Linked DNA regions of Homo sapiens: regions 1, 3 and 4 are each linked to region 2. The links are chromatin loops, found by intact Hi-C in ENCODE. Cell type or tissue: mammary epithelial cell. All regions are shown on one strand.

What was found. Peaks named below come from ENCODE experiments on the same cell type or tissue, not always from the same donor. Only the 100,000 strongest peaks of a DNase experiment are listed, where the experiment ranks them.
Region 1: a loop joins it to region 2, with 3 times the contacts of the local background. A loop is called at or near these places in 2 of 110 quality-filtered maps.
Region 3: a loop joins it to region 2, with 5 times the contacts of the local background. A loop is called at or near these places in 6 of 110 quality-filtered maps.
Region 4: a loop joins it to region 2, with 4 times the contacts of the local background. A loop is called at or near these places in 6 of 110 quality-filtered maps.

Annotation. Positions count from the first base shown.
Region 1 is chr5:55,230,542-55,235,541 of GRCh38, reverse strand. It overlaps CCNO (cyclin O), which reads left to right and starts at 1,934. Exons shown (of 3, transcript NM_021147.5): 1 at 1,934-2,399; 2 at 2,996-3,181; 3 at 3,682-4,390. The coding sequence starts at 2,019. The coding sequence ends at 4,167. CCNO-DT (CCNO divergent transcript) reads right to left here and starts at 1,648. Exons shown (of 5, transcript NR_185977.1): 1 at 1,502-1,648. It overlaps LOC124900978 (a long non-coding RNA gene), which reads right to left. Exons shown (of 2, transcript XR_007058773.1): 2 at 4,903-5,000. RefSeq lists silencers at 1,628-1,837, 1,707-2,001, 2,248-2,327 and enhancers at 2,476-3,115, 3,636-3,715, 3,116-3,755. In mammary epithelial cell, a CTCF peak has its summit at 2,374; DNase peaks (open chromatin) are centred at 1,831 and 2,771; H3K4me3 peaks cover 3,248 bases; H3K27ac peaks cover 883 bases.
Region 2 is chr5:55,918,112-55,923,111 of GRCh38, reverse strand. It overlaps IL31RA (interleukin 31 receptor A), which reads right to left. Exons shown (of 15, transcript NM_139017.7): 15 at 262-5,000. Among named protein-coding and RNA genes, the nearest start is that of IL31RA, 69 kb to the right of the region's middle. RefSeq lists an enhancer at 1-280. In mammary epithelial cell, a CTCF peak has its summit at 2,144 (motif pointing right); no DNase peak of the experiment used is centred here.
Region 3 is chr5:55,405,289-55,410,288 of GRCh38, reverse strand. It overlaps MTREX (Mtr4 exosome RNA helicase), which reads right to left. Exons shown (of 27, transcript NM_015360.5): 22 at 4,701-4,864. LOC124900977 (a long non-coding RNA gene) reads right to left here. Exons shown (of 2, transcript XR_007058772.1): 2 at 4,905-5,000. Among named protein-coding and RNA genes, the nearest start is that of MTREX, 100 kb to the right of the region's middle. In mammary epithelial cell, a CTCF peak has its summit at 3,024 (motif pointing left); no DNase peak of the experiment used is centred here.
Region 4 is chr5:55,341,644-55,346,643 of GRCh38, reverse strand. It overlaps MTREX (Mtr4 exosome RNA helicase), which reads right to left. Exons shown (of 27, transcript NM_015360.5): 7 at 4,873-4,963; 8 at 3,189-3,313; 9 at 2,024-2,122; 10 at 1,448-1,550. LOC124900979 (a long non-coding RNA gene) reads left to right here and starts at 3,493. Exons shown (of 2, transcript XR_007058774.1): 1 at 3,493-3,769. In mammary epithelial cell, a CTCF peak has its summit at 2,065 (motif pointing left); no DNase peak of the experiment used is centred here.

The DNA of each region.
Region 1 (5,000 bases), 690 kb after region 2:
CCCAGAAAGCTTCTCTAGGAAGAAGTCTGGTATCTGAGTCCTCTCCACAGGTTCAATTGCTCCTCCCATAATGTTGCTCCTCCCAACAATAGTCTGAGAGACAGTAAGGCCTGGCACCACTCCCAGTGTTTCTTAGCTCGTCTCCCATGTTAGAGATGAGATTATTTATTTATTTTTCTTTTGAGACGGAGTGTTGCTGTGTTGCCCAGGCTGGAGTGCAGTGGCATGATCTTGGCTCACTATAACCTCCCCCTCCCAGGTTCAGGCGATTCTCGATTCTCGTGCCTCAGCCTCCCAAGTAGCTGGGATTACAGGTGTGTGCTATCACCCCCAGCTAATTTTTGTATTTTTAGTAGAGATGGGGTTTCACCATGTTGGTCAGGCTGGTCTCAAACTCCTGACCTCATGTGATCCACCTGCCCTGGCCTTCCAAAGTGCTGGGATTACAGTCGTGAGCCACCACGCCCGGCCCAAATGACATTATTTAGGGCAGAATAGAGAGCTTGCTCAGAGTTATGGGGAAATAGGAGGAACAGTGGTCAGAACCCAAAATCCATTCCTTTTCTTTCACCTGCATCTCTAGGAGACACCATCCCACCATCTACTAAATTTTCATAGACAGAAACTTGTACTTTGAGCAGACACATTTATCAGCTTTCTTCTGGAATGAGGTTAGGTGGCTGAACCTGCTCTTGGTTTGGCACCCAGTAGCCTCGCCTCTGGAAAACACCAGGGTTGAGGGTACCTGAGCTTTCTGCCGTTGCTAAGTGCCTGTGAGGTTGATTATGGGCTACTTGTGCTCCTGCAGCCCCTTCTCCTATAGGGTCAGAGACCCTCAGGAAGATTCACTCAGGCCACAGAAGGGCTCCAGCTTCTACCAGGACGGGAGTCTGTGGACTAAACCCGAGGCGCCTTGAGGAAACTGCCACGCCCGGTCGGCCTGGGCGTCCCCATTCCAGCTTTAATTTCCCTGAGTTTATCACCCTGAAGGAGCGGACGCAGGAAGCAGGGAAAAACCAAGGACTGGGCTGCCGGCGGGGCAGAAGGCCAGAAGCTAATGACCTAAAACGGAACAGGCTGTGAGCAATTCGATCAAACTCGAAATGCAACTTTCCAACAATGTTCTTAAACCGCTGTAGCCCCAGCTTGCTTGGCTTGGGGTGAAAAGTGTGGGAGAAAGTCTTCACGGCCTGCAGACTTGCTTGCCGACTGAGGTTGATCCGGCAGTTTTCCGTTTTGTTTTGAGCGCGAAAGCGTGGCTGGCTGGTGGAGCTCCAATCTATTCCGCAGCACAAACGGCCCTTCTGAGGCTCTGCTCCCCGAGGCTGGCGGAAGGAAGGGCACTGGCTACTCCGGTACCCACCGAAACAAAACCGACAAACGCAACCGAATTAACACTATTGCTTGTTTGGGTCACTGAAGAAAACTTTTCCCGTGTCGACAGAATTCTAGCCCGACTTTCGTTTGGAACTCAGGATCAGACCTTTACAAAATTACCGACCTGGGTTAGAGGTGCCCGCACGTGTCGAGACCATCTGGCCAAGGACAGAGAGATGCCCCCTGGGAGAATGTTTTAACCGGCGCAGCGGAGCCGCTTGGCTGCGCCCGCCGCAGCCCTACTCCCACTCCGTGCACCGGGCTCCGCAGTGACCCGGGCTCCGCAGTGACCCGGGCTCCCGCAGCGACCCGGGCTCCGGTTGCCCAGGTAACGCAGGACGCAGGCGCGAAAGGCGGGTGCCTGGCGCGCGCTGCAGCTCCCCCTCCCCCCGGCGGGCCGCGGAGGCGACGCGCTGCCTGCGCCCTGAGGCGAGTGGTTCTCCAGCCGGAAAATCGCGGCTCCGGTGCCGCTCTGGGCTCAGCCAGTGAGAGGCCGGGGGTGTGGTAGAGAGAAGGAGCCGGCCGGGTACTTAGGACCGCGCCAGCCTCTGAGCCCGGCCTCCTTCGCACTTTCGAGTGCGCGTTTGCTGCCCGCCGCAGCCCGGGCGTTGAAGGTAGTAAAGCGGCCACCCGGCCGCATCATGGTGACCCCCTGTCCCACCAGCCCCTCGAGCCCCGCCGCCCGAGCGGGGAGGCGGGACAACGACCAGAACCTTCGCGCCCCGGTGAAGAAGAGCAGGCGTCCGCGCCTCCGGAGGAAGCAGCCGCTGCATCCCCTGAACCCGTGCCCGCTCCCGGGAGACTCCGGCATTTGCGACCTGTTCGAGTCCCCCAGCTCCGGCTCAGACGGCGCAGAGAGCCCCTCTGCGGCGCGGGGTGGTAGCCCCCTGCCCGGCCCGGCCCAGCCCGTGGCGCAGCTAGATCTACAGACCTTCCGCGACTACGGCCAGAGCTGCTACGCCTTCCGCAAGGCGCAGGAGAGCCACTTCCACCCGCGGGAGGCGCTGGCACGGCAGCCACAAGTGAGGTGCTGGTAGAGCCAGCTCCACGCCGCCGCTCTTCCTCTCCTCCCAGGCTCTCTCCTCTCCTGCCGGCTCGGCCCTCCGAGCGCCCGGGCCCGCGACAGCCCAGGTCCCGCCCCGAGTCGAAGCACAAGGGGCCGTGGAGGGGCGTCACCGGCCTCATTTTACAGATGGAGAAAAGTGGGGCGTAGACGGCTTGAGGGACTTGCCCCGTCCCAAGCTGGCTACTGGGGCACGGTAGAGAGGAATTCGTTTCCGGGTTGAGTCTGGACTCCTACCGAACTCGGGCAAGTTATTTAACACCCCTGAGCTTCTTTCTTCATCTGCAAAATGGAACCCCTCCCCTTCCTTTGAATTGCTGAGCCCATTACGCGAGGTAACGTGTACGACGCTCTCTGCACAGCGCCAGGTCCCAATCCCGGTGTTCCGGCTCAGCACGGCCCACGCGTTTCCCAGTTTCCATTGCGTTTCTCTTTCTGAAATCTTCTTGCCCCTCTCCTGGGAAGCTCCCCGATTCTTCTTGGCCCTTCCTTCCCTTCCACAGTCCCTCTCCACCCTAAGCCCAGCGGGCCCGCCTCCCCCCTCCTTCCCGGCAGGTGACGGCGGAATCCCGCTGTAAGCTGCTCAGCTGGCTGATCCCGGTGCACCGCCAATTCGGCCTCTCCTTCGAGTCGCTGTGCCTGACGGTGAACACTCTGGACCGCTTCCTCACCACCACGCCGGTGGCTGCAGACTGCTTCCAGCTGCTTGGGGTCACCTCCTTGCTCATCGCTTGCAAACAGGTACCTGGGGTATCAAACAGGTACACGCGGCATCTGGGGACGCAGCCAAACTCCCCCGCCACTCCCTGGCCGCCCGTCTTTCCAGCGCGCACGATTCAGTGCTGGGTTCCCAGAACTCATTTTATCAGACATTTGCATACGCATATATCCCTTAGCCTTAACTTCACAATTTCTCCACAAACGAAAAATCCTGTCACTCGGCTTCCAAAGAAATAGCCTAATAGACTAATAGCTGTAATCAGTCCCAAATAGCTCTTTTGGCACCTCTAGTCTAGCCTCCGAAAAAGCCTTCAAAATTTCCCAAGCTTTTTTTTTTTAGTTGGACAGTAGTTAGATCAACTGCGCTGGAAGTACGCTCTAGGTCACTTACGTGGAAGCAGTGGAGAGGCAGAGCCCCGGCTGTCTCTCTGGAAGGGATGGGGAAAGTCCGGGCGTCATACTGGGGTGGGCCTGGGGCCCGGGAAGCCGCAAAGCGGGGTTGAGTGCGCCCTGTGTTGCAGGTGGAGGTGCACCCGCCGCGCGTGAAGCAGCTTCTGGCCCTCTGCTGCGGCGCCTTCTCCCGGCAGCAGCTCTGCAACCTCGAGTGCATCGTGCTGCACAAGCTGCACTTCACCCTGGGTGCGCCCACCATTAGCTTCTTCCTGGAGCATTTCACGCACGCTCGCGTGGAGGCGGGGCAGGCTGAGGCCTCCGAAGCTCTGGAAGCGCAAGCCCTGGCGCGGGGGGTGGCAGAGCTGAGTCTGGCCGACTATGCCTTCACCAGCTACTCCCCTTCCCTCCTGGCGATCTGCTGCCTGGCGCTGGCGGACCGCATGCTGCGGGTCTCGCGGCCCGTGGACTTGCGACTGGGAGACCACCCGGAGGCGGCGCTGGAGGACTGTATGGGCAAGTTGCAGCTGCTGGTGGCCATAAACAGTACTTCCTTGACTCACATGCTGCCCGTTCAGATCTGCGAGAAGTGCAGCCTGCCCCCGAGCTCGAAATAAAACAGATCCTTCGTTTCCTTTTAGTCCCTGGCCCGGCTGCTGGACCTCTCCCGTAGCCTCAGAAGAGTGCAGTACTGGTCCACAGAGAAGGCTTCAGGACCTGCTTGGTCAGCTGCAGGTTGTAAATAGTGTACGATACTAGCATCTGGTATTTTATTTATTTTGCAGCGAGCACATGAGGAAGCTGAGTCTTTCACCAATAAACAGTTGTGGTTTGTCTAAATCCTGCAAGTGTCTGTCTGCGGGGAGGGAAGGTGAATTCAGCTCAGGAATGGTGGTTGGCAACGTTTGCGGGATTTTCCCTTCCCTCTGGGTCCACTCTGTAATTGGGATCTCTGTGGAAACACCAGGTCAGGTGAGGTCCTGGATACTGAATTCCAGAGATTAGTGGAGTCAGGCTTACCTGATGGCTTGGGTCCTGTGACCCTCGAATAGAACCTCTATGCTGTCCAGAGGGTTGCACTTGCTGGTGAGGCAGATGTGGGGCTGGGAAGCTTTGGGGACCACACAGGCACACAAGCAGAAGTGGGGGAAAGCCATATCCAGGCATGAGAAATCCCGTGTTCAAATGGAGCATGTTGGAAACCAAGGATTTGACTGTGGTCACAGCCATTGCAGGTTGAGCCCATTTACCCTGCAATCACGTGGTCCAACTGTTCATGCTACGACATGTGAGCCCAAAGTAACTGGCATAATAGTCATAATGGCTATATTGAGCATTAAGTATGTCCTAAGTACTGTGTTCAGCATTTATTTCATTCTTCCAGCAACTCTATGGAGCAGAGTCTATTATCCCATTTTTCAGAGGAGGATGCTGGAGCACAGAACCATTA
Region 2 (5,000 bases):
TGCCCAGGCTGGAGAGCAGAGGCACGATCTTGGCTCACTGCAATCTCTGCCTCGCGGGTTCAAGTGATTCTCCTGCCTCAGACTCCCGTGTAGCTGAGATTACAGGTGCGCACCACCACGCCTGGCTAATTTTTGTATTTTTTGTAGAGACAGGGTTTCAGCATGTTGCCCAGGCTGGTCTCAAACTCCTGACCTCAAGTGATCTGCCCACCTCAGCCTCCCAAGGTGCTGGGATTAAAGGTGTGAGTCACTGCACCTGGCTGAGTGGGTAAAACTTTAATATAGAAGTATAGTATTACATGAAAATAGTATAGAAGTATAGTATTACATGAAAATAGTATAGAAGTATAGTATTACATGAAAATAGTATAGAAGTATAGCATTACATGAAAATGGTATTATGGCTTTTTTGTATGAAAGGCCCAAATACAAAAGCATTTTAAAAGCTGTTCCTATTACCATAACCATGTTTTCACACTCTACTTAATAACAGACTTCTCATGCACATGCATTACAGATTGCATCCGTAGGTGGTCCATGTGTGGAAAAGACCACATACCCAGTCTTCAGAGATGGTTCTCTTGGGGCCACAGATTCAGTCTTCCTAGTTGGAAAACTCTGCATGTCCTTTCTAATTTGCATAGACCACAGGACACCTTTCTCGCATTTTAGTCCACACTTATATTGAAGTTGGGCAGGAAGACAGAATTCTAGTCCTAAAAATGAAATGCATAGTACAAGTATCTCACTTCCCTTGAACAGCCACGAGAGCATTGCTGACAGCAGGTTTTGCCCTCTTGTGGAGTTCTGCCCCTCCCCTGCCCCTTGCTTCTCCCCAGCCCTTTTCATCAGCACACGACAAGCGTCTTGGGCAGCACAGCCCTGCATAGAGCTCTGTGTCAAGGGCTATTGTGGCCTGGGGTCTCTTCCAGCATGGATTGGAGCTGTTTGTGCTTCGGAGCAAACTCTCTCCCCACTGACCCCAGTGTCCAAAGGAAATGAGGACTGCTGTTATCCTTAGTCACACTCCACTCTTCAGGAACCGCCCCCCCCCCCCGCCACAACATAAGAGTGCAAGACACTGACCACACTACACATTTTGATTACAAGTAGGCTTGTCAATAATCAACATTTACGTAGAAACAATTAACAAAATACACCAGTGTGAAATTTCTTTTTCAGATGCCCTACAAAAACAAGTATTTTAAATAGTCAACCAAATGGCAAAGTCCACCCGCTGTGCTAAGGGCCTACTGAGTCCCTCTTATTTCTAGCAACTCAGCTGGTCTGTCAATGTCCCCAGGAGCACGGAGGCAGAGAACATTCTGTAATGTCAACACAGGGACATGGCAACAATAAAAAAAGAAAAGTTTGGCTTCACAAGGATTAAAGCAACACAAATAACTATAAAGTTTCATTAACTATTCCCGATAAATTGACAAAATCAAGCTCACAGTGGTAGACAGCTGATTCTCAGTGGAAAAGGACAAAGGATCCGTCAGACATGTCTGGTGATACTGTAAATCAGCATAACCTTTGATGGGACACAGTCACGCAAAATGTGACAACCATAAAATTCTGACCAGCAATTCCACTTTTGAAAACAGCCCCAAAGAGACAGGACAAAGGTAAGAAAAGATAAATGTTTATCGCATTGCACTCTATACTAGGAGGACCTTTAAACGAATCCTATCAACCAAGGGATGCCTTAGCAAACCACACCATGCAGGCCCGCCATGGGGTTTTTCATGGATGTTCAAAATGCTTTGCTCATGCATGAATTTTTATATATGGGAGAACATAATGTATTCAGTATGATTTGCAATTAGCTGAAAAATGTGTACAGGTGCACACAGATCATGTTAGGAGTTAATTAAGCATGACAAATAATTGCTATTTAAAACTCTTGGGATTACTGCTGTAAAGTTGAATTTAAAACAAATTTTAAATTAGAAAAAAGAGGGGACACCTAGAGGGGAGTCTCACCCATGTGAACACTGTGTGTGGATCTAGAAGGCAGAGGGTAGTTCAGGCCACGACTTCTCAGCCTCAGCACTGCTGACATTTTCTGCCAGATAATTCTTTGTTGTGAGGGCTGTTCTGCGCATTATAAGATAATTTCCAGCATTGCCGGCCTCTACCCACTAGATGCCAGTAGCACCTTCCCAGTCGTGACAATCAAAAATATCTCCAGGCATCACCAAATGTCTGAGGTTTGGAGGCTGGGGGTCAAAATCACTCCTGTTGAAAGACCACTGGTGTAAGCCACCAACTCTCGACCTTAGCTATGGGAAGGGGACAGGAATTTAGGAGGGCTGGTGGGGAACCAGTAAGTGTGTGTGCACCCTTCAAAGAGGGCAGTCCTTATTTGGTCAGAAATTCAGAATGACATATCCTGATTTCTTTTTAATTTGCAGCTAATTCAAAGTTGAAACATAGTGGCAGTCTGAGTTTCATGTCTGTGGGTTATGGTAGGCGTCCACAAATTTTTTCTGCAAAGGGTCAGAGAGTAAACGTTTTCTGCTTTGTGGGAAAAACTCTGTGTTGAAACTACTCAACTCTGCCTTTGTAGGGGCAAGCCGCCATAGGGAATAGGTCAACGATGGGCATGGCTGTGTTCCAATTACACTTTGTCAACACTACGTGAATTTCTTGGACTTTTCTTGTCACAAAATGTTATTCTTTTTGTTTTCAACCATTAAATAGGTCATTATAGCTTTTAGTTCATGAACCTACAAAAACAGGGCCTGGATTTGGCCCGTGGGCCACTGCCCTGGGTGGCAGGGTGCCTGCTGCAGCAGGAGTAACTAGGGGCGTGCTGGAAATGGGGACAGAATCAGACTGGGGTGGACAGGCCAGCACAGGCTTTCCTCGCACACAGAGCATCAGCAGAGCAGCCGGAGGCATCCATACTGTGGGCCTCTCCTTTTTCATCTCTCCCCATCTCCTGCCTCCTCCAGACCCTTGCGTGGTGTTTTCACACCGCTGCCTCCCAAGACACCAGAAGGAACTTGTGGTCTTTTTATTTAAGCCACAGACTGGTTTCTCTGTCATTCTTTAAAAATTTTCTGCTCTTACTGTTAAAGAAAGGCCACTAACCTAGCTGTCTGCATGGATCCCAGGGTCTCAGAAAACTGGTTTATCCATTTTTAATAACCTTGCTAAAACACAAGTCTTCCTGTTTGTGTCCTCACAATGTCTCTGACAGTAAACAGGGAAAACACAGATGGCCTTCTCCAGCCACAGAGGCAGTCCCTGGTGCCCAGAGCGGGGACAGTTGGTGACTCGATCCAGGAGAGGAAGTCACCTGCGCCCTGAACTCTGAGGCTCACATCCTGTGAACCTGCTCAGGAGAGCTAAGGTGTGGCCCACCAGTGCCTTTTGGGGACTCATAGAAACAGCTCCTCTCACCTAGAAAGAAACAGAGCCACCATCTTCCCACCCCTCAAAGGTAATAAAACCATGGAAAATGATCAAAGGAGGCTGATGGAAGGGGAGAAAGGAATGAAAAGAAACAAGAAAACAATAGCAAGTGTTAAAAGATGAGAAGCTCTGGCAGTGGGGGAAAACAAAGCACAAGATAGGGGCAAGAGGAGAGAAAGGAAAGAAGAAATGAAACAGGAAGGGCTGGGTGGGGATTTGCAAATTGTCCAGCAAAAGACGCTTCCAGCTTTGATGATGAAGGAGCAGGGGCCAGAGGGCAACATCCTTATCTCTGGAATCCACTCACAGGAGCCATTGGGGATCCATTTTCTCTCCCATCAAATTCTTAGATTTTAGGTTCAGAAGCTTCATCTACATCCAGGTGTGAGACAGACAAGTTTGGGAGAACTTGTTCCAGGCTCTCCTCTCACCCACCTCCCACAGAATTTGAGAAAATTCCCCCAACTACAGGTGGGCAGGAGGGTTGAAAGAACAGCTGTGGGGGTACCCGTGCCCTCCCCCATCCTCGGGCCAAGACAGGAGGCAAGGCTAGAATCTCCCCATATGTTCATGAATCTGAAGGTGGGGTTGCCAAAGGCCCCATCTGGAACTCTGGGGACAGTGGGCTCACAGAAGAGCCCACACCATAGAAGGGGTGGAGAACAGGGAGAGCAGGGAGAGCAGACATCAGGGGCGGCATGAGAATTGGACGCATCTCTTTTGTTTGGTCCCTTCCTACACCTGGACTTGAGTGCAGGACAACGGGACAGGGGCATTGCCCTAGAGTCTTATTCCCCAGTGCCCTGCCTCGGGCCTCCCTCATTCCTTGGTGTACCAGAAGTCACTGTTCCGTAAACCAGGAGTACTGAGTCCTGGGTGGGTGGTGGGGGGGTGGCTGCAGCCGCTGGAGATGTTAGGAGGACAGAGCTTTGAGAGAGCAGCCACACCTTCCTGTGCCCACAGTAACGAGGCAGCAATTGGCTAAGGTAAGTGGTAGGTGACCCAACAGGGACAGGAGGGACCATAGTAAACACACGAGGCCAGAGACAAAAACACGGCCGGACAAATACATGACCCAGAGGATGCCACTGAGTGACCAACTCTGCCCCATGCACGCTGCGCCATTGAACATCCTCGGCACTCAGAGCCAGTCCCAGGCAGGACAGGGGAGGGCAAAACCCCAAATGTGACTGAGTCACAAACCTACGGCAACTCAGAAATCATCATACTGGGCTGAGGTTACTTTGAAGTGTCAGGTCTCAGGCTGGCAATTAATTTTAGTTTTAGGAAAGTAAAGTGATGTTTTGCACACCTGAGTGGGTGGCTTGCGAAGTTCATGCCTGCAATCCTAGTACTGATTCCTCAAACTCTCCTAGAAAAAATACCATCAGCCTTCCTGGCTGGCAAGTGCTGGGTTCACTGCACCTTGGGCCACTCACTCATTGCCTCGCCTGCCCTGATCTCACCAGCCTCCTAGTGGCCTCCCACAAAGGTCAAGGGAGTCACAGCTGACTCTGTCACTATAGTTACAGGAGGAGCCCAGTACTATCTCAGTGCTGAAGCCAGCAATCCACACT
Region 3 (5,000 bases), 510 kb after region 2:
CATTCGTGAAATAAGAACAATTTCTTAACCTTTAGTATGCTAGGAAAAATCATCACTGTCATTTATTTTCTAGGGCCAAAGGACTCTTTTAATTATTTTTCAGTTATTTTACAAATAATCTGTAGAATAAAGATAATGAAAAACAATTTTACTAGAAATCTTAATTAGAATGTACTCATAAGAAGAACCACATTTTTTTATTTTTATGTTTTAATTTTTTAAAGTTTTTATATTATAGTAGAGATGGGGTCTTGCTATGTTGTCCAGGCTGGTCTAGAACTCCTGAGCTCAAGTAGTCCTCCCACCTCGGTCTCCCCAAATGCTGGGATTACAGGTGTGAGACACTACACCTGGCCAGAAGACTCACATTTTAATTCATATTTTCCAAAGGCTGAAAGTGTATATAACCAAGATGGGCAAGAGCCTTTAAATGCAACAAACTGCTGCTCACCAATTGTCATCCACAAATCTGAAAAATATCCATCTAGGAAATACAATTCTAGATTTCAAGTACATCTCTAACAGGTAGGTACTAGCTCATCACTACGTCTGTTTCTTCTTGCACTTGCACTGTCAAAATGTACAAGTCCAGATTTACATCTCTTTTAAGTTCTAGCTTATTACTTTTGATTCCTCTTTTGCATCATCAAAATACAGTTTTTTAAACTGACAACTTGATTTTGTTGAGAGGAAGGTCATCTTCTTTGCTCCATAATTGTGAAACATTTTCATATACAGACTTATAAGGACAATATATTTATTATTACAAAGATTAGAATGATCAATTCAACAGGTTTTAAAAAATTTCTTCATCATCTCTTTCCAATTTCCTTATATACACAACTGTGTATTTGACCACTTGTGGACCATATAAGGAAACTTTGGTGCACAAATAATAAAAGATGAAAGACTATTATTACAAGTCCTTTTAGCAAAATGAGATGGTCCAGGTTCTTATCATAGACGTTACATAACTAGGCCCTTTCTGTTGAATGATTACATGAATAATAATCTCATATATATATATATCCCTAGAAATATATTGTTCAGCAGAGCACAGTGGCTCCTGGCTCATTTGGGAAGCTGAAACAGGTAGATCTCTTGAGCCCAGGAGTTCAAGACTAGCCTAGCAACATGGCAAAACCCTGTCTCTACAAAGCAATACAAAAATAAGCTGAGCGTGGTGGCACACGCCTGTAGTCCCAGCTACTCAGGAGGCTGAGGTGGGAGGATCACTTAAGCCCAGGAGGTCAAGACTGCACTGAGCCATGATCTTGCCACTGCATTCCAGCCTGGGTGACAGAGCTAGACCTTGTCTCAAAATAAATAAATAAATAAATAAATAAATAAATAAATAAATAAATAAATAAAAATATTGTTCATGCACTAGTTATTATGTCTGAGAATTTACTTAGGGTCTGAGACTTTGCTTATATAATCAATCTCACCATTATCACTTTGACTACAGTGCTTTTTGTCCCTTTGTGTTTATCTTCTGATTTGAGTAATAACTGCAAAATATCTTCACTTATTTTTCTTCTTGGGTGGAAAATGAAAAATTCTGAATTTGCAACTGTGTTCAATTCAAGCTAAAAAAGAAACACTACAAAGATGATGTTTCTAGACTTCTATAATCAGGGTTCAATTGACCCATACAATAACTGTACTGTATTATTAAAAAAGTAAACTTTGCCTTTATTTTTTGCAAAGTCTTTAAAAAAGAATAAAGCCATGAACTATTATAATCTTTACTAACAGTTAAAATATTTATAAATAAAAGTCAAAAACTAAATTTGGGTCTCTAGTGTTAAGCTTAAGAGTTAAGTCAAGCAAAGAGTGCAACAATACAAACGAGGAAAGACTATTTCAAGAAGCTACAGTCTAACATTGGGGGCAGACAAGTAAGGTGATAATCACAGAACAGTGGTTTAACAGAGTGCTCTAATAATTGATTTATACAAGTGTTATGAGGAAAAAAAGGTGAGGAGCCTAAAACCAGATTGAAGAAGTTCAGAGCAAGTTTCGAAGTTCTTTGCAAAAATATGCAAGAATCGCAGGATATGGGGTGGGGGTGAAAGGTCATATGAAGCAAAAGGAAAAGCATGTGTGGGGTGTGGCAACAGACTGCTGGAGAGGGAGAGTAACAATATACTAAATTATGGAATCTATTCTAAAAGCAATAAGGAATCACTGAGGGACTTTTACCAAATAGAATGGCACAAAGGGGCTGGGTGCTGGGTGAAGTGGCTCACACCTGTAATCCCAGCAATTTGGGTGGTAAGGTGGGCGGACTGCTTAATTACAGGAGTTCAAGACCAGCCTGGGCAACATAGCAAGACCCTATCTCTACAGAAACTTAAAAAAGAAATTAGCCAGGCTTGATGGCACACACTTACAGTCCCAGGTTCTTGGGAGACTGAGGCAGGAAGATCACTTGAGCCTGGCAAGTTGAGGCTGCGGTGAGCCGAGATTGCACCACTGCACCCCAGCCTGGGCAACAGAGCAAAATCCCATCTCAAGAAGGAAAGAGGAACGACATACCAGATTTGTGCTTTGGGTTTTGAAAACTCAAGAAGGGAGGCAACGAATAATCAGGAGGGCAACTGCAGTAATTGAGGCCAAAAATAATGAGGGATACACATTAGCCAGTGGCAATGTTTAAAAAGGCAAAATGGGTGAGAGAAGGAGTCTAGGATGATGCCCCAGTTTTTGCAAATTTGGGGGAAAGTTAACAAACTTTGATATAATATTGTTATTACTATAAATGAAAAATGTATCTTGGAATAAAATCAATTTCCATTCTTTCAACACAAAATCTAGTTGTAGATATCTAAAGGAAATTAATTTCTATATTAATTGTAAAACAGGTAATTATTAGAAGGAAATAATCCCAATAACATTAGCATATAAATCAGTAGACCAGTACTGCAGTTTAGATTTAATCCTGGATATGTTATTAATTAAAATCCAATAGCACATTATCCTGTGATAACAACTAACTAGGGCTGGGTAGTCACTGCCCCCTTTTGGTGGCTAAGAGTTGTCCTGTTCACCACAGTCTCCTGGTTCTATGAAGACATCTGAGTCTGTAACATCTGGACAGATGAACGATATAATTACATTTTTACCAAGAAAGTCTGAAATCATTTACAAGGCCTGTAATTCTCTAGTCCTGTCCATCCTGGCCATGCTGAGTACATAAAAAACTGTTTCAAAAGTGTCTTTTATATATTCACTGAGAATTATGATCATCACTATATGGACAAAACAAGATATATCTTCAGACTGGATATTGCTTGAGCTACCAGTTTATGACTTTCCAGTTAAGGAGGACAGAGGCAAGCTGGCTCCTAAGGCAGGAGACATTCCTCGTGGTGGGAAATAACGAACACATTTTTTAGAACAGTATCATAAATTGTATTTTCTAAAGATGGCCACAACAGCATCTCCTATACCACATTCTTCTAGAATTGCACTGATCTATAAAGACTGCCATGTGCATACGTGGAAATTTCAATTTCAATTAAAATGATATAAATTATAAAATTCAGTTCCTTTGTCTAAGCACACATCAAATGCTAAATAGTGGCTACTATACTGAACAGTGTAGACACAGAACAATCCAATTATCACAGAAAGCCATACTGAACAATAGCCACTTCCCCATCAAGAGTTGGAATCTAATTATCCCCCACTTGAATCCAGGAGGGTTTATGACTCACCTGTAATCAAGAGAATGTGGTGGAAATGATGGTGTATGATAACAAAGCTAGGTTACAAAAGGTAAAGCTAGGTCAGAAAAGGCAACCTTAGCCAGCTAGAAGACTCACACTGGAGCCTTCAGCTACCATGTAAGCATCCTGAGGCTGCTGCCATACTGTGAAGAAGCCCAAACCAGCCCACATGGAGAGACCACATGGAGAAGCTCTAACAGAGAGAGAGAGGTCCTAACATTCCCCAGCCGCTCCGGACTCCTACTGTTTCAGCTTAACCACCTGTCTGACGGCAATCCTGGGGGACAGAGCCAGAACCATCCAAATGAGCTCTTCCTGAATTTCTGACCCATAAAAACAATAAGAGGATAAAGTCACTGTTGATGTTGTAAATAATTTAGTTTTGAGGTCATTTGTGACAAAAGATTACTGAAACAGAAAATAATATAACCAGTTTTAATCTGTGGCTTATAATAAGTTCTGTTGTAAAATCCTATTATTAGCCCAAAATCTCATTACAATTTGCTATGCACGTAACAAGATAATGGTTACTAGGCTAAGTTTCAAGGTGGGAAAATGTTAATAATTTTTAAAAAGTATACAAAATTATATATAAGCTAAGATTATGTAAAAATCCCACAAGGCATTAAAAAAAGTCAAAGGAAATACATACAAATGCTAGGAGCGCTTGTGTTAATTACTGAGATCTAAGATTTTTCTAATTTCTCAATTTCATGGTTCAAAACTGTATTTAGTGTGGAAGATATTGTACAAACTTTATATTTTTAAGAAAGCTCTTTTTTCCTAAAGATAATGGTTATTTTTAAAATCACTTAAAACTGCGAGGCGGAGTTGCAGTGAGCTGAGATTGCGCCAGTGCACTCCAGCCTGGGCAACAGTGAGACTCCATCTCAAAAAAAATAAACAAAAATTAAAATTAAAAATGAAAAAAAAAATGAACTTTCTAGAACAATAACCAGATTTTACCTGCTTATCTCACAAGCCACTCGTCCTTTCATCTCTATTACATCAGAAGAAGTAGCAAATCCCAACCTTCTTAAAACACGTTTGCGACATTTGAGTTCATCCATTTGTAGGACTGTTCTTGCTTTCTTCAGTTCTCGCTTTGCAGATTTAATATCTATTGCAATCTAAAGCACATGAAAGTATAAAGAAAGTTCAATAATAAAGTGAACAATGTACAAGGAGATTTATTCATGAAATCAAACAAAAAATATTTTTAAAGAACATCTTACAGTATACTTCTGGGTTAAAGCTTCAGTGCTG
Region 4 (5,000 bases), 580 kb after region 2:
AATAGAGAAAGAATATGCAAATGGCCAATAAGCACATGAAAAAATGTTCAACATCATTAGCCACCAGGGAAATGTAAACTGAAACCACATTAAGATACCACTTCACATTCAATAGGATGACTATAATCAGACATACAATACTAAGTATCGTGGAAAAATTATATGTGAAAAAATTAGATCCATCAAATTATACCACCATCTTTCCAAATGGGAAATCAGGGCAAAATACATAATCTGTTTCATTTACCCATTACCTAGCCCAGGGATGCTGTAATTACAGAAAGATGCCTCTGTTTCTATGGAGGAGGAGTACGGTGATACAAAGGATATAGAGAAAATGGAACCCTCACACATTCCTGGAAGGAAATGTAAAATGGTATAGCCACTTTGGAAAATACTTTGGCAGTTTCTCAAAAGGTGAAACATAGACTTTCCACATGGTGCAGCAATTCCACTCCTAGGTACATATCCAGAGGAAAACACCTATTCACACAAAAACTTGTATTAAATAGTACATGCATCAATGTTTACAACAGCATTCCTAACAGTCAAAAACCAGAAAAACCCAAAAGTCCATCCAATGATGAATGGAGAAACAAAATGTGGTATATCCATACAATGGAATGTTATTTAACCATGAAAAGGAATGAGTACATATAGCATAAAATGAACAAAATAGCCGGGCACAGTGGCTCACACCTGTAATCCCATCACTTGGGAGGCCACGATGGGCATATCACTTCAGGTCAGGAGTTTGAGATCTGCCTAGCCAACACAGTGAAACCCCGTCTCTACTAAAAATACAAAAATTATCCAGGCATGGTGGCAGGTGCCTATAATCCCAGCTACTTGGGAGGCTGAGGCAGGAGAATCACTTGAACCCAGGAGGCAGAAAGTTGCAATGAGCCAAGACAGCACCAGTGTACTCCAGCCTGGGTGACAGAGCGAGACACTGTCTCAAAAAAAAAAAAAAAAAAAATTAAAAGTAACGAACCTTGAAAACATTACATTAAGTGAAAGAAGCCAGTTGCTCCAAACATGAAATGCACAGACAAGGGAAAGCCACAGAGATCGAAAACAGGCTAATGATTAACTAAGTCTGCGGGATGAGAAGGGAAAGGTTGGGGGAAAAGGGAGAATAACTGTTAATGTGTACAGGGTTTCTTTTTGGGTTCATGAAAATATTTTGGAACTAGACAGTGGTGATGGCTGCACAATTCTGTAAATATACTAAAGACTACTGAATTGTATACTTAGATGAGTGAATTTTATAGTATGTAAATTATACTTAATGTCATACAAAAAAGATAAATATTTATCCAATTTTATCACATATCGTCTAGACCTTTACATAGCTTGAGAAAAAAAAACTAAGACAAAAAATATCAGAGTAATCTGAATATACAATTTACATGTAAAATTCTCTCAAAGCAAAGTTCCAAATTACCTTTTGTTCCTCCTTTCCGCCCTTTCTGGTCTCCTTTGGCCAAATCACCTGCATCTCGAAGCACTTGCATTGCAGTATTAAAATTATCTTCTCTGAAGTCACCCTGGAATCACAAATTTTTTCTGTGTAACTTCACTAATACTTAATCATAATTCAAACATTTTTCATACATAAGGCTTCCCCAAATAAAAATAATTTAGTATAATAATGAAAGCCACTAAAATAGTCCAAACATGATCTGTGGTAAGAGGTATTAAAAGGTGAAAAAGAAGGAATAAAAAATGAAGAAAAGCAAAACATAAGATATCTGAAACATGTCCAGAACCCCTATTCTCTAGGTATTTTTAAATACTGGGAAAGGAGGGAAATCTGATTCATGCATAAGAAAAACACAAGTCTCAAACATAATGTTTGAAATAAAAACACACAAAAAAATCAAGATCGATTGATTAAAACTAAGACAAACAAATGTATCTTTTCCATTCTTCTCTAATTCAAAATTTAAAAACAACAACAACAAGATATTAATAATAAAGTATGACATTATAGATTTAAAAAGGACAATTACTCTCTTACATTTTCATCAACCACAAGATGCAGGCCATCTCCCCCTGCTGGAAAAATGTAGTGTTGCAATGGAGTGGGCCGATAATCTGTGTAAATAACATGACAAGGCTGTAAAAAGAAAGAATTAAACATACAAAATTTTATTTCCTCAAAATAAAACTGTATCTTAGTCCAACCTAAAAGATCTTAAGAAAATCAAGTAATGAATTCAACATTTCAAAAAGAAAACACTTCAAAAAATTCACTAAAACCCAGGCAAGAGAAAAACGTAGAAAAATTAGGTCTATGAAATTATACTACCATCTTCCCAACTTACCAATTCCCTAACCAGGGCTAAATACATGACCTGAGCATCAACTACCCATTACCTAGCCCTGGAATGCTGTAATTACGGAAAGATGCTTATTTTTCTATAGAGGAGGTATACGGTGATACAAAGGATCCATGAAGTAAAATGGAACTTTTCTGCCCCACCCAGGCTTTTCAAAACCTTAGTATAAAGCAGCACTTGATCTAGCTTCTCCCCAAGATCCATTGGATTTTTCTATCCTACAGAAGCAATATGGGAGAATGCCATAAAAACACGATCAGGGAGCTTATAAACAGATAAGTTCATGAGAACATCAGTGTAAAGGAAAATTAAGGGCAGAAAAATAAAAGCAAGAATAAATTCAGTATACATAAACAAATGCCTATTACAAGCATATACAGACGCTAAAGTCAGACTAGAAAGGCAATAACAGAAAGTCAGTAAAAAGTCTGTGTTTACATGAGAAAAATCAAATCAAATGCTCCAGAGATGCCCAGCTTTTCCTGGCACCAAGGCATTAGGGGAAATTCTGTGTACTCATGGATAACTATTTGAGTAAATGCAGTAGTTTCTAAACCTGGCAGATCATCAGATCAACTTGGGGAATTTTTAAAATTGGAGTTCCCAAGGCACTATTACCTGAGATTTAGATATAGTGGGTTTGAGATGGGGCTCAGAAATCAACATTTCTAAAAAGTCAGTCAGTTGATTTTGATAAGCTGCTTGATTTGAGAAGCAGTTTACCATTAAAATGTTTTTTTTATTATTCTGGACAACATCAGGAGAAAAGCAAAGGGAGAGTAAAGCAAGACTAATCTGTAACATTTTGAATATTGAAGACATCAAAAAAGGAGGAAAAAATACCTGTTTATGTAAATGGCAAATCCATTCAGCAAACTGTCGGGCATTTGGAATAGTAGCCGAAAGAAAGACATAGTGGACGTTATCAGGAAGCAAAATAATAGTTTCTTCCCATACTACACCACGTTCTGAAAAAAATAAATATATACTTTGGACTATAGTTGGACTACAGTGTCACTCTGTGATAATATCTAAAATTATATTCTCTGAAGCTTTATAGTTAGAAATGCAGACTTTACTCAAGAATATTTTAAGCCACAGAACCTTACTGAAAACTATTTCTCACCATTAATCTATCCAGTAGAAAATTAGTAGACTAAACCACTATAAATACAATGTACTCTGAAATAGCCTACAAAGAGCAATTCCAGGGTTAATCTTTCCAAACAACCTAACAAGAGCCTCAATGACAAGGCAGCGGAACAGTATTTCTACTGCACATTGAAAAGTAATGGTTACTAACTTGTAGAAAGTTATAGCAACACATTTAGAAGATACTATTCCTATTCCAGACGGCATCGTTCACCCAAATTATCCTTGTGATCCTCTGGAGATGAAAGAAAGACTTGATGAAAGATAAAACCGTAAGTCATTTTTTATTAAAACGGAAAAAGTTTGACAGCTTCCCTCCTAAAATAGACAAATCAACAAAGGATTTCTGATTCTAAAACCAAAACAACTCTGTTAAGAGCTTAATTTTATAAATTTGGAAAGGGTGAAATATTCAAAGGGTAAATGATTTCTTAAATTCTATTGCTTTCTCCATAAATACAGGCTGATTTAGTGAGCTAGTTTAAATAAAAACTAAATCTTATTTTAAGCGTGTACATATTAAACATTTAACTTTTCAATGTGTTTGTTAACGTTAGCCCTGCCAGCACCCTACAAATTCCAAGCATACTTACTTTTTCATTACGAGAGCGTAACAGCCTAAGTAAGGGGCATTTGTAAGTTTTTCTTTTTGTTCATTTTTATTTCATAATCCTCACTTTTTGTTTTTACCATAAACACATATTTCATAGTTACTGAACTAAATAAAAATCAGGAAAGTTAACTTTGCAAGCTAGAAGTTTTAGAAATTCTGTAACATTAGTTCTACTGGTGAGCTATTAGAAGCACGCCATCTTTTAATTTCTTTTGCTTTATTTGAATTTGCATTTCTCACCCAGCAAAAGTTACTATTAAAGAGCTGTACTTGAATGAAATCTTAATGGAAAAATAATATCATGTTGTCCACTATTTAAAGAAGCAAGGCTGGGTGCGGTTCACGCCTGTAATCCCAGCACTTTGGGAGGCCAAGGTGGGAGGATCACTTGAGTCCAGGAGTTCAAGACCTGCCTGCTCAACGTTGTGAGACGCCATCTCTACTAATAAAATAAATAAAAATTAGCCAGACATGGTGGTACACGTCTGTAGTTCCAGCTACTTGGGGGACTGAGATGGAGATCAAGGCTGCAGCGAACCATGATCCTACCTAGGATCCTACCTAGGATCATGCACTTCAACCTAGGCAACAGAGTGAAACTCTGTTTCAAAAATAAATAGGTAAATAAAAATAAAGAAACAACAGTTTATTAGAACCCTAGCCACACAAAAACTAGAAGCAAAGTTTAACAATAACTTGCTCAAAATTCCTAATGTCATTCTGAAGGGAAATACATGATATACATTTCAACACTGAATATACCTGAATCTCTCATATAATGAATTTCATCAAATATAACCCAAGCAACTTCTCTCATAACTTCGGAACCTCTGTAAAGCATACTTCTCAAAATCTAAAGAAAAAAGTAAAAAATGTATTTAGTTGGATTC